Regions from separate parts of the Homo sapiens genome. Here region 2 is linked to region 1. The links are chromatin loops, found by intact Hi-C in ENCODE. Cell type or tissue: PC-3. All regions are shown on one strand.

What was found. Peaks named below come from ENCODE experiments on the same cell type or tissue, not always from the same donor. Only the 100,000 strongest peaks of a DNase experiment are listed, where the experiment ranks them.
Region 2: a loop joins it to region 1, with 5 times the contacts of the local background. A loop is called at or near these places in 5 of 110 quality-filtered maps.

Annotation. Positions count from the first base shown.
Region 1 is chr6:38,671,088-38,673,587 of GRCh38, forward strand. No RefSeq gene overlaps it. Among named protein-coding and RNA genes, the nearest start is that of GLO1, 31 kb to the right of the region's middle. In PC-3, CTCF peaks have their summits at 949 (motif pointing left) and 1,149; a DNase peak (open chromatin) is centred at 974.
Region 2 is chr6:38,507,882-38,510,381 of GRCh38, forward strand. All of the region lies in intron 6 of BTBD9 (BTB domain containing 9), which reads right to left. Among named protein-coding and RNA genes, the nearest start is that of BTBD9-AS1, 28 kb to the left of the region's middle. In PC-3, no CTCF peak of the experiment used is centred here; DNase peaks (open chromatin) are centred at 1,210 and 2,010; H3K27ac peaks cover 1,619 bases.

The sequences.
Region 1 (2,500 bases):
CGTGAAACTTACTGTAAAATTGAAGTGGTTTGGATGAAGTCTATAAAAGTGCCTATTTCATTACAACTAGAGCAATCCTAGGTACTGGCATTAAACAATCTTCTGTAATATTTTCTTATATATATATTTTTAGAGACAGAGTCTCCCTCTGTCACCCAGACGGTAGTGCAGTGGCAATCATAGCTCACTGCAGCCTTGACCTCCTGGGCTCAAGCAATCCTCCCACCTCAGCTCCCAAGTAGCTCAGACCACAGATGCACACCACCACACTCGGCTAATTGTATTATGTTTTCTAGAGATGGGGACCTCCCTATGTTTCCCAGGCTGGTCTTGAACTTTTGAGCTCAAGCAACCCACCCGCCTTGGCCTCCCAAACTGTTGTGATTACAGGCATGAGCCACCGCACTCAGCCTTTGCTAATATTGATAGGACTCAAATCGATGCATTTACAGTAGAAATTCTCTTAACCAATTTCCACTTAACCTGTTATTGGATTAACCGCACTCACCATTTCCTCAATAAAGAACTGATGCCCTGTCAGGCTGAGTAACTATAACCAGTTGGCCACTCTGTGCATTTCTACTTCCTCAGATGAGTTACTTGTCAAGTCGATTGTGTCTACTGCCAATGTGCTCAATCCAATCATCCTTGTAATTTTAAATATATAATTTAATTAAATATTATATAAGGCAATAAAATATGAGTTCATGTAAAAAGAAAATGAGTTTATGTAAAATATGAGTTTTTGTAAAACAAAGTTATATAAAAGAAGAACACTCAAAGGCAAATACCTAAAATAAATTCCTGAATTAGAGGCAGGAAAAAAGCATCTGTAAATAAGGAGGAAAGCATAAAATTAGGAATTCTGTACTCAGATTTCTTTATAAATGCTTTAAATTCACACTCTAAGGAAACTTGAATTGGAAATCTTAGACCAGTGGTTCTCAACAGAGCAGTACTGACCCCTAGGGGTTACTTCGGAGACTTGTGGGACATTTTTGGTTGGGTTTCACTATTGGTATTTAGTGGATGGTGAGCAGGGATGTTAGACATCCTGTAATGACCTGTATAACTTTGGAAAGTCCCACTGAGTATTCATATAGGTAAAAAGCCTACTTTTCCCCTCAAGGAGATGGAGCATAACTCCCCCCAGCCAGTGTGGGCTTTACATAATGAGTTTCTTCCTCATCACTACCACTGCCAGGTGATTAAGGTTAACATAGTAAGATCAGGGACATGTCATGTTGATAGTATGTCCCCTTGATGTGACAAGAGCACTTTGTCTCTGTGGTATTCCTCCAAAAAACAATAATCCCAGTTTTATCATGACAAAAAAAATCAGAAGATCCCAATTGAAAAACGTTTTGCAAAATACCTAGTGAGTACTCCTCAAAGCTGTCAAAGTCATCAAAAACAAGGAAAGTCTGAAAAACTGTCACAGTCTGGAGTAGCCTAAGGATACATGGTGACTAAATGGAATGTGGTTTCCTGAATGTCACCTGTAAGGAAACAGCAGGTAAAAATGAAGGAAATTGGAATAAGTATGGACTTCAGTTAATAATATCAATATAGTTTCATTAATTGTGATAAATGTCCCACACTAATGTAAGATTTTTAAAATAGGGGAAACTAGGTATGTGGTGTATGTGAATTCTGCACTATCTTTGCAACATTTCTGCAAATCTAAAACTATTCTAAATTTTAAAAAAGAATTAAAGCCTGCTTTTTATTATCTGAACTTACAACTTGTATCTTACTTATTTGCATTTATAATTTTAATATTTGCTAGGGAAAAAACTATTCTATAAACAAAAAAGTTACTCTTTTATTCGAAACTTTAGCAAGAATTGATCACCATTTTGGGAAATATTTCCAACATAACATCATGTTTTTGAGTCATCAGTAAAATGCACCTGTTATGAATATGTATTTAAATTTGTAAAATTATAGCTCTTCATGAATCATAAATTCAGTCTTTATTTAAAATATCAAAGAGTGTCAACAATACTCTGATGTTTTCTTCTTCCATATGTAAGGGCAAGCACCTGACTACTCCATTGTCTTCTAGTCTATGTGGGCACTGACATACTAAAATGCACAATTTTATTGCAACCTGATTATATTTCTCCTTCATATTACCATAAAGGTATTGACTGATGTTTCTTCATGTCGTGCCAATAAGTAGGTTATATCATGTGAATGTCATTTCAGGATAGTGGATGTGATAGATATTATGTTACAATGTTATTATAAACAGGGTCAGCTAAGTCTAATATGATTGAGAACCACAATCTCAGACCTAAGCTCTGAGGGCAAGAAATGTTTCATTTCTTACAGTACTCTGCACCTAATATCTAATTCTCAATATCTAATTTGACTCTGGGTGCGGTTTCTGTTTACACCTACCCAGAAGCCCCTATTTGCTCCTCCATTCTGGCAGTCTCAATTCTGATTCACTGTCCACCCTCATGCAGCCAGCTTGGGTAAATACGATCCATCT
Region 2 (2,500 bases), 160 kb before region 1:
GGAGTGCAGTGGCGCGATCTCGGCTCACTTTACGCTCCGCCTCCTAGGTTCACGCCATTCTCCTACCTCAGCCTCCCGAGTAGCTGGGACTATAGGCACCCGCCACCACACCCCCCTAATTTTTTGTATTTTTAGTAGAGACGGGGTTTCACTGTGTTAGCCAGGATTGTCTCGATCTCCTGACCTTGTGATCCACCTGTCTCGGCCTCCCAAAGTGCTGGGATTACAGGCGTGAGCCACCGCACCCGGCCATGTCTCCCAAATCTTTAGCCCAGATCCTGCTTCCATGCTTCAGACAATTTGCTCAAATATCTAGTTGACAACTCTATTTAGATGTCTTTTTGCCACTACCAACTCAATATATTTAAAGTGACTTTATCACCTTCCTCTGTCAAATTTGCCTTTTCTTGTGTTCCCATCTTAGTGAATGGTACCTCCATCCCTCCCATGACCCCAGGCTAAGAACCCAGTCTTTGTTACTTCATGTCCCTCAACCCCTCCCCCAAATAGACACATTTATTTTTAACCAAGTTCAGTGTGTTCTACAAATGAAGTTATTTCTGGAATTTGTCCACTTCTCTTCATTCCCCCGCCACTGGCACTTCTTACCTAGACTTTTGCAAGTCTACAAATTCTCTTCATATTTCTCTCAAAGCCATTTTTCACAGAGCAGCAGGAGCGATTATATGAAAGCATAATAAATCTTATCACATCACCCCACTACTTAAAACTCATCAATGGCTCCAAATGTCTACAGGATAAAATTCAAATTTCTTGGCCCAGCAGACAAAGCCCTGAATGATTTGGACTCTGCTTGCTTCTCCAGTCTCCCCTCTCACTGCTGCTTGCCTCCGCTTCTATGTTCCACCCACAAAAAACTACCAACTTCCCATGCTCTTTCTTCTTGCAGTCCATACATGTTATTCCCCCAAATCCAAGACAGGCTTTTGCCTTACATTCTGTATTCATACCCTCCCCACCCCTCCATCAACCGTAACCTTCTAAGACTAAGCTAGGCAATCCTCTTCTGTGCTCATAAACTATCCCAGAGCCCTACTTCAGAGAACTGTAATTTCCTATTAACTTGTCAGTAATCTTACCTACCCACCTTAGAACCAGTGAGTCAGAATCTCCAGGACAGGGACTCTAGCATCTGTATTTTTTAAACACTTACTTGTATAGCTAATGCACAGCCAGCACTGAGGGACAACTGTTTTACTTCCCTGAAGACAAGAAGTGTGATGTTTACTGTTGTAACCCAATACCCAGCATAGTGCTGACACATGGAGGTTACTCAATAGGGGGAAGGGGGAAATGATTATACATTTAAAATAATCCTCAAGAACAAGTTTGGATGTTCTTCTGCACAAGGGTAAAAGGACATATTACCAGGAGTGCAATTTTTAAGAATGAAATTTCTATTTTACTTTCAGTGTTAAGTTTTTCTTTGCTACTGCTAAACAATGTTCTCTTTGCATCAACTATAAGTAAAGAATGGCAGCTAAGATATGTTAGTCCTAAAAAGTTCAGTACAAATCAGCTGTCACATCTATAATTCTGCATATTTTGCCTTCTTGACCTTATAAATACTGGCTGGAAAGGCACAGGTCACAGAAAAACATCAGCTATTTGAGCATCTGTACTTTCTCAAAACGCAGTGAGAACTCCTGAAATAAAGCACTGAAGTGGGTTAAAATGGTTCTGAACCTTTTAGAGACAAAAATAACTACACAATACTTTAGTAGCAAGCATGTATAAAATATAAAAAAAAGGCATAGAATTAACACTTCCGAAAAGAAAAATCTAATAAAACTGAACTCAGGGAAGAGGCACTGCACAAAACAGGGAAGAAACATCTTTATATTTCCCTCATTGCCCTGAACACAGCAGCCTCAGTATATATTTGTTGAATGAATGCTTGATAAATGATAAATAAACACAGTTCTGAAGGGATTACTCATATTTTCCTATCCTGATCAAAGAGCTGGCTACCCCCAGCTTCATGTTTCATCAAAAAAATATTTATCAAGTGTCTAAAGCTACCTGGTAATGTGCTAGTACACAGCATACCAAAAGAACCACAAGAGCTGGCTTTTGCATTTCAAAGATTACTATGCAAATCCTACAGTTGGCTTTGTCTCCCAGCACTAGCACCACCAAAAAACACACAAACTCCACAGTCTAGCCACATTCCCTAAACACGCCATGTTCTTTCATGATGCCATCAGTTTTCACATACTGTCATGCTTAACAACTGGGATACATTCTGAGAAATGCAATTTCATCATGGCGTGAACATCATAGAGTATACTTACACGAACTGGATGCCATAGCCTACTATACACCAAGGCTAGATGGTATAGCCTATTGCTCCTAGGCTACAAACCAGCACAGCATGTAACTGAACTGAAGACTGTAGGTAACTGTAATACAATGGTATCTGTATATCTAAACACAGAAAAGGAGAGTAAAAATATAATTAGCACTTACCATGAACAGA